2 separate regions of the Homo sapiens genome follow, and region 1 is linked to region 2. Evidence: chromatin contacts called from ENCODE Hi-C or POLR2A ChIA-PET data. All regions are on one chromosome and are shown on one strand. The core of a region is the stretch at or near the end of the contact, and the rest is flanking DNA. Distances in the headings are between cores, read along the strand shown.

Evidence for each region. A loop is a pair of places that touch in the nucleus more often than their neighbours do. ChIA-PET counts read pairs that join two places held with the same protein, here RNA polymerase II (POLR2A). Pooled maps may share reads with other maps.
Region 1: a loop to region 2 is called in a pooled map, with 2.4 times the contacts of the local background. The contact joins two enhancer-like sites. A Hi-C loop is called at or near these places in 1 of 50 pooled maps. POLR2A ChIA-PET finds 5 or more read pairs at or near these places in 3 of 52 experiments (activated T-cell, activated naive CD8-positive, alpha-beta T cell and naive thymus-derived CD8-positive, alpha-beta T cell).

Annotation. Positions count from the first base shown.
Region 1 is chr7:359,732-363,935 of GRCh38, reverse strand. No RefSeq gene overlaps it. Among named protein-coding and RNA genes, the nearest start is that of FOXL3-OT1, 71 kb to the right of the region's middle. Within about 2 kb of position 1,340, at least 10 of the 41 ENCODE cell types and tissues checked have a DNase peak (open chromatin) inside an H3K27ac peak, as active enhancers do.
Region 2 is chr7:453,397-457,646 of GRCh38, reverse strand. No RefSeq gene overlaps it. Among named protein-coding and RNA genes, the nearest start is that of PDGFA, 64 kb to the left of the region's middle. Within about 2 kb of position 1,851, at least 2 of the 41 ENCODE cell types and tissues checked have a DNase peak (open chromatin) inside an H3K27ac peak, as active enhancers do.

The DNA of each region.
Region 1 (4,204 bases), core at 91-2,590, 93 kb after region 2:
CTCTCAGGGCCCCCCGCGTCCCAGGCTTGCCGGCTGCTCAACTGAAATCTCCTATGTGCACTCTTTTGCTTCCGGCTTCTTTCCCTCCATGTCATGCCACGAGGCCCATCCGGGCGTGTTCTGTCCCCTGACCTGCTCCCCTGCAGATCCGCGTTTGCATGGTCTCCAGCTTCTTGCGGTCACCAGTATTGCAGACGTGGGTGCTCGTGCGTGTCCTGGGCAGGTGCATGAACTCAGCCTCTGGTGTGTCCCAGGGGCCTGCTGGGCAGTCGCACGTGGCTTCGGAGCCTGAGTGGATGTTACAGAACCGTTACTCGAAGAGCATGCATCAGCTGCTCCCTTGCCAGCAATGCATGAGAGTCTTCCCACTAAGGAAAGGGGGCAGCCTGGCTGAGTGCAGTGGCTCATGCCTATGATCCCAGCACTTCGGGAAGCCAAAGCAGGAGGATCATTTGAGGCCAGGAGATCGAGCCCAGCCTGTGCCACATAGTGAGACCCTGTCTCTACAAAATGCAAAATGTAGCTGGGTGCAGTGGCATGCATCTGTAATCCCAGCTACTCAGGACGCCAAAACAGGGGCATCTCTTGAGCCCAGGAGTTTCAGACCAGTGTCGGCAACATAGTGAGACCATGTCTCTACAGAACATTTTAAAAATTAGTTGGATGTGGTGGTGCATGCCTGTAGTCCTAGCTACTCGGGAGGCTGAAGTGGGACGATCACCTGAGCCTGGAAGGTCAGAGCTTGCAGTGCGCTGTGATTGCACCACTGCACTCCAGCCTGGGTGACAGAGCCAGACCCTGTCTCAAAACAAAACAAATTCCAGGTTCAAATGCCCTCGCTGGTGATGTTTATCAATATATTCAAGAAACAAATAACACTATCTTTAACCCGTCAAGAGAACAGCAGTGAAGCAAGCATTCTCCATCCCATCTCAGGGGGCGAGAGGCCCTTGACACAGAAGGGAGATAACAGCTCCTAAAACATGGCAGTGAGGCTCAACGGCTGAGCGCGTGGACGGGATCGCACCTCGTGGCTGCCGTGTCTATCCCAGGACTAGAAGTGGTTCAGTGTCACAATGGCAATGAATAGAATCCTCCACACCAACAGGTTTAAGGGAAAAATCTTACAGTCATTTCAACAAATGAGAAAAGAATGTTTGATAAAAGTCAACGTCCTTTCAGGAAAAAGATACTTCAAGTAGGAACAGCAGCGCCTCCCTAACCTGATAAATGTGCAAACACCCACAGCAGAAGCACCCCCGGAAGCTTTTGCTTTGATATCGGGACCAAGGGGCGGTGCGTTCCAGCACCATTTCACCAGCGTCCTTCCGCAGGTCCGGGCCAAGGCAGGAAAAGGAAATGAAAGCTAACGAGATCGGAAAGGAAGAAATACAACTTCTGACAGTCACGGAGGATACGGTTATGTGTGTTCGAAGAGCTGAACAGCACCAGGGTAAATTATGAAATCAGTAAGACAGCTGGGCAGTTTGCTGGAGACAAAATCAATATACACAAAAATCAGCTGTTTTTCTTCATATGCCAGAGACAAAGTGAAATTTAGAAAAGATGTCATTTACAAAAGCCTGAGCCTATTAAATACTAGGAAGAACAAACAATGTGTAAGATTTTTATAGAGGAAGCTGATGTAAAAAAACATGGCTGAGAGACATTTGAGAAGACTCAAGTGAATGGTTCCTTAAATAACTGTATTCATGAACCGAGAAGTCCCAAGTTACAAAGATGTCAACTCTCCCCAAAGGAATTCAGGCATCTCACGTACTCCATAGCCAGACTTCTGCAATTGTTTGTGGTGGTTCATGGAAAACTGACTCTACAATTTATGTTGAAAGTCAAAGAACTGGGAATAGCTAAATCACTCTCGAAGGGCAGAGATCAGGGCAGGAACTGGGGATGTCTGTATTGAGGCTTATTAAAAAGTCATAACATTTGTGACAAGGTGATGCTGAGGTGGGGACAGAACAGTAGTCCACACAGCATGGAGTCGGGACAGGGAGGCAGCGGCGTGAGTGGGAGGGAGTCAGGACAGGGAGGCTGAGGCGTGAGTGGGAGGGAGTCAGGACAGGGAGGCTGAGGCGTGAGTGGGAGGGAGTCCGGACAGGGAGGCGGAGGCGTGAGTGGGAGGGAGTCGGGACAGGGAGGCTGAGGCGTGAGTGGGAGGGAGTCGGGACAGGGAGGCAGCGGCGTGAGTGGGAGGGAGTCGGGACAGGGAGGCTGAGGCGTGAGTGGGAGGGAGTCGGGACAGGGAGGCAGCGGCGTGAGTGGGAGGGAGTCGGGACAGGGAGGCTGAGGCGTGAGTGGGAGGGAGTCGGGACAGGGAGGCAGCGGCGTGAGTGGGAGGGAGTCGGGACAGGGAGGCAGCGGCGTGAGTGGGAGGGAGTCGGGACAGGGAGGCTGAGGCGTGAGTGGGAGGGAGTCGGGACAGGGAGGCAGCGGCGTGAGTGGGAGGGAGTCGGGACAGGGAGGCTGAGGCGTGAGTGGGAGGGAGTCAGGACAGGGAGGCTGAGGCGTGAGTGGGAGGGAGTCGGGACAGGGAGGCTGAGGCGTGAGTGGGAGGGAGTCGGGACAGGGAGGCAGCGGCGTGAGTGGGAGCGTGGCTTTGGGACAACCGGACGCCCACATACAGAAAGCAGAGAGTGCTGTCCCTCTCCACACCACTAAAGGCAGACCTGCATGGATTAAATTCCTAAATGTAAATAAACCCCGTCATGGTTTTAGAAGAGGATTTAAAGGGCTGTTTTCATGACTTTGAATTAGGGATGGATTTGTGAAACAATCTACAAAATTATTCGTCATAAAGGCAAAGATTGGTAAATTCTAAAACATTAAAATAAAGACATTCTGTTACATTAAAATCTACCATAAAAGGAGTGAAAAGACAAGCCCGAAGCAGGACATGTGCCATATATATATTTGACCAAAAAAGGGAGGCCCAGAAGATTTAAAAACGTCAACAGGCGTCGACAAGCAAAGCCCCCGACGGCGGAAGATGGGCACACGGAGTCACTGAACAGCTTCCCAGGCGTGACCAACGCTCGGCTCCTTCGCAATCAGGAAAACGCAAATTGAGATCACCACGAAGGACCCTTACGCACCAGCAGATCCGCAAAACTTAAAAAGCCTGGCCCTACCCAGGGCTGGCGAGGACGGAGCAAGGGGACCCTTGGCCAGACAGTGCCCGGTGGCACCAACACCCGGAGCTGCTGGGCTGCCCGCGTGGGGCCGGCACGACTCTCCACCTATCTCTAAAGACGTGCATGGCAGACTCAAGGAGTTTGTGGGATGTTCACGGCAGCGTTGCTCAGAAAGCAAGACGCTGGAAACCGCCGGAAGCCAGTCACAGCAGAGGGATGGCTCAGCCCTTTCACACCGGGGAGCACCGCGGGGCGACGTGCTGGCGCTGGCGGGAAGGAGGCTTGCGTTGTGCACTGGGGAATGGGGCACAGGCCATCGCTGGGGGTTCAGTTTTGTGTTTTGGGAGTTAAGAAACAAAGCTAAATAGTCTATGGCAAAACTGCATGGGAAAAGGCAAGGCAGCGGCCGCCACACACCAGAGCAGTGGCTTCTGAGAGAGGAGGGTCGGGTGTGAGAGGGGAGGGCTCACTCGGCGTCCTCCTGGAGTGCTTACGGGGCCCCCGCACCGCCGTTGTGCAGAGCCGACACCGACGTCTGTGTTCACTCTGCTGGGAACACGATCACTCTTAGAAACGGAACTTTCAACAGAAAGGAATTGATTCTACTTGGAGCTGGATTGGGCTGCTTGTGGCCCCCACCCGCCCCTGGGGCTCTGCCCTGCCCTGGCTGGGCTGGTACACCTGCTTCCGCCCAGATGTGGCCCCAGCGTGCGTCCTGGGGATGCCCCTCCTGCAGCTCAAACACCCCACATCCCTCCCTTCCTCCCGTGTGGTTTTTCCATTGACTTTGGTGGCTGCCACAGACGAGCCAGCCCTCAAATCCCTTTCGCCGGTGGTCAGGGTAGGAGTAAACACACAGCCCTGAGCCACTTCTGGGTGCCCAGCTGGGCTCTGCGGTGAAGCAACCCTCCCCAGGAAGCGGCTTCGGCCCCACTCACTGGGCGCCTTCCCCAGACCACCTGGGAGGAGGGCCCCCACCTGCAGGCAGCCACGGCCCTGGTGCAGGAGGTGCCAGGAAAACAGGCCAGGCCATCCTGGTTTCCGGCCAAGCC
Region 2 (4,250 bases), core at 602-3,101:
GGAGTGGGAGGTCCAGGGTGGGAGATCTAGGGGTCCCGGCGTTGGGGTGGGAGGTCTGGAGGGGAGATCTGGGGGTCCCGGCATTGGGGTGGGAGACCTGGGGGTCCTGGCATTGGGATGGGAGGCCCAGGGGTCCTGGTGTTGGGGTGGGAGGCCTGGGGGTCCCAGCGTTGGAGTGGGAGGTCCGGGGTGGGAGACCTGGGGGTCCCGGCATTGGGGTGGGAGACCTGGGGGTCCTGGCATTGGGATGGGAGGCCCAGGGGTCCTGGTGTTGGGGTGGGAGGCCTGGGGGTCCCAGCGTTGGAGTGGGAGGTCCGGGGTGGGAGACCTGGGGGTCCCGGCGTTGGGGTGGGAGGCCCGGGGGTCCCAGTGTTGGAGTGGGAGGTCTGGGGTGGGAGATCTGGGGTCCCGGCATTGGGGTGGGAGGCCTGGGGGTCCTGGCATTGGGGTGGGAGGCCCGGGGGTCCTGGCGTTGGGGTGGGAGGCCTGGGGGTCCCAGCGTTGGAGTGGGAGGTCCGGGGTGGGAGACCTGGGGGTCCCGGCGTTGGGGTGGGAGGCCCAGGGGTCCCAGTGTTGGAGTGGGAGGTCTGGGGTGGGAGATCTGGGGTCCTGGCATTGGGGTGGGAGGCCCGGGGGTCCCAGCGTTGGAGTAGGAGGTCCAGGGTGGGAGATCTGGGGGTCCTGGCGTTGGGGTGGGAGGCCTGGGGGTCCCGGCGTTGGAGTGGGAGGCCTGGGGGTCCCAGTGTTGGAGTGGGAGGTCTGGGGTGGGAGATCTGGGGTCCTGGCGTTGGGGTGGGAGGCCTGGGGGTCCCAGTGTTGGAGTGGGAGGTCTGGGGTGGGAGATCTGGGGTCCTGGCGTTGGGGTGGGAGGCCTGGGGGTCCCAGCGTTGGAGTGGGAGGCCTGGGGTGGGAGATCTGGGGTCCTGGCGTTGGGGTGGGAGGCCTGGGGGTCCCAGTGTTGGAGTGGGAGGCCTGGGGTGGGAGATCTGGGGTCCTGGCGTTGGGGTGGGAGGCCCAGGGGTCCCAGCGTTGGAGTGGGAGGCCTGGGGTGGGAGATCTGGGGTCCTGGCGTTGGGGTGGGAGGCCTGGGGGTCCCAGTGTTGGAGTAGGAGGTCCAGGGTGGGAGATCTGGGGGTCCCGGCATTGGGGTGGGAGGCCCAGGGGTCCCAGTGTTGGAGTGGGAGGTCTGGGGTGGGAGATCTGGGGTCCTGGCGTTGGGGTGGGAGGCCTGGGGGTCCCAGCGTTGGAGTGGGAGGTCCGGAGTGGGAGATCTGGGGTCCTGGCGTTGGGGTGGGAGGCCTGGGGGTCCCAGTGTTGGAGTGGGAGGTCTGGGGTGGGAGATCTGGGGTCCTGGCGTTGGGGTGGGAGGCCTGGGGGTCCCAGCGTTGGAGTGGGAGGTCCGGAGTGGGAGACCTGGGGGTCCCGGCGTTGGGGTGGGAGGCCTGGGGGTCCCAGTGTTGGAGTGGGAGGTCTGGGGTGGGAGATCTGGGGTCCTGGCGTTGGGGTGGGAGGCCTGGGGGTCCCAGCGTTGGAGTGGGAGGTCCGGAGTGGGAGATCTGGGGGTCCCGGCATTGGGGTGGGAGGCCCAGGGGTCCCAGTGTTGGAGTGGGAGGTCTGGGGTGGGAGATCTGGGGTCCTGGCATTGGGGTGGGAGGCCTGGGGGTCCCGGCGTTGGGGTGGGAGGCCTGGGGGTCCTGCCGTCGCATCGCTGGCTCTCCCTGAACCCCCTCCTGGTCTGGTCTCTCCCTTCCCAGTGGACCCAGCGTCATCGGAAACAAAAGCCAAGAATGCTGAGGGGCCCCCGGGGCCAGTGACAGCGGCTGGCCGGGCGCCAGCAATCACCATAGGCGAGTCGGGGAGCTGGCGGGTGGCCAGGAAGTGTCCCTACGGCTGCCTGGTGGGCATGTGGGCGGCCGGGCGGGCGGGCAGCCCAGGGAAAAGGCCCCTTCCGGGGGAGCCCACGGGGAAGCAAGGTCACCCTCAGACCCCAGCCCGTCTGTGCACGTGTGAGCGTGGGGGCGGGGGGCAGAGGGAGCCCCACTCAGAGGTGGGGAAACGGAGGCTCAGCGGGGAGTAGCGACTGCATGTGATACTCACAGTGGCCCCTGTGCTCCCCGGGGACACGGACACAGCCGTCCCCACGTCCTGCGTCCAGCCCAGGCCTGGCACAGGGAGGAGGGAAGGGCCAGGCACTGTGGGAACTCTGTGTTGTGAAGCTGCCCATGGCCTCGGGTTCAGGTGGATGCTGCCCCGTTGTATCCACGTGGAGATGGGCCCCAGCGATGCTCCAGGGCGGGAACCTGACTCTGGGCTCAGACTGCTCCTGACTTCTGAGCTTCCCACCTGTCCGGGCGAGGCCTGCATGGGCCGGTGGAGGTCAGGAGAGGCAGAGCTTGGCTGACTGGGCCCCCGAGGACACACGGGGGACAGGGTGGATGCTGACCTGGGCCCGCGTCTTGCCCAGGCTGGGCCAGTGGAGAAGGCCCTGGTGGAGGCGTCCACCCCTCCTGGGTCCCCAGGGCACCGTCCCATCTGCAGCCCAACGGACATGCTGTTCTGCCCCAGCACAGGGGCTGTAACCTCGGTGCTCGGACGGACTCAGGACAGACGCCGGCGCTCCGATGCAGTCAGGACAGACGCCAGCGCTCGGACGGACTCAGGACAGACGCCGGCGCTCGGACGGACTCAGGACAGACGCGGGCGCTCGGACCGACTCAGGACAGACGCGGGCGCTCGGACGGACTCCGGACAGACGCGGGCGCTCGAAGGACTCCGGACAGACGCCGGCGCTCGGATGGACTCTGGATAGACGCCGGCGCTCGGACGGACTCAGGATAGACGCCGGCAGACCCACACCTCACTGAGGGCCAGGTGACGAGCCCCCTCCACCAGGAAGGCCTCCTTGCTCTGGCTGTGCGGCCCCGGCTCGGTGGCCCCCGGCAGATTTTTGTGGGTGCTGCGGGTGCTGTCCAGGGGGAGATGCCTGGTGCTGCTGTGTCCCAGGGCAGCCCCTGGGAATGGACACCCTGCCCAGGACGTCCGCCTCCCTCTTACAGACAGGGAAACTGAGGCCTGCCTGCAGCTGTGACAAGAAGGGCTGTAGAGGGACCCGTGCATGTAGGTGGGGGTCTGGCCACCCCAGCTGGTGAGCTCCCACTTCATCGGCTCCGCAGGCCCAAAGCCCAGTCAGGTGCAGGAATTGTTACCCCTTCCTCAGGTGGCCGTGTGGACCCCTGGAGAGAATTCTGACTTGGAGTCTGCATAGAGTCAGAACCAGGCTCTGCCACCCACTTGGGGAGTCTCTTGCCCAACCTGGGCTTGTTTACTCAGCTGTTGTGGGCAAGAGACCCCTCGCCACCCGGGGGGGGAGGGCTGGAGGATCCAGGGGTCTCCCCAGACCTGTCACAGCAGCTCAGGACAGTGGCGTCAGGACCACGAGGGTGGTGGGCGTTCCTGTGCTGGGTGGGGGTGCTGAGGGGGTGGCATTCTCCTCTTCCTCCCCACAAGAGCCTGAGGAGCCCTTGCCTCCGGGGCGTGTAGATGCAAGACAAGCATCGTTTTACTCCAGGGAAGAGCAATGCTGCCCAGGAGGGCCCGTCCACCTGTGGGGCCTGGAGATGCAGGACAAGCATCATTTGACTCCAGGGAACAGCAATGCCGGCCGGGAGTGCCCATCCATGGGAAGATGCTGGAGAATCGACGTGGTTCCTGGTCCTGCTGCTGGGTCAGGACCTCAGAGGCCCCTGGAGTATGTGCCTAGCCCACCCGCCCCCAGGCCCTCGCCTTCCATAACCAACTCAAAATGAAAACAGACCAAACCATACAATAAAAACGTGCAATTTTAACAGTGGGGGAGCCTAACGTGGGCGGAAGGCGCGGGCTGCCCGGGGTTGGATTCCGGGCCTTTCCTTACCAGCTGCACGACCTTGGGGACGCTGCGTACATCTCCCTGTCCTCGATTTCTCTTATCTGTGAAATGGGGAGATCACAGAACCTCTTTCAAGGTCCCTGTGAGTGTGTTCATAGATACAAACCCTTAGAACGATGTCTGGCATTAGACACAGTGATCAACAATCAGGTGTTATCATTGAACGTGACACACGGAGCCCGTGTCTGCTGGAATGAAAGCAGGTTCCTTCCGGGTTTGGGCTGCTCCTGAGTTCGCTTTGTGCCTGTGGGTCTGGACAGTCCAGGCCTCTGGGGCCTTTCCCCAGGGCTCCAGCCAGACAATGGTGGACACGGCGCAGGGG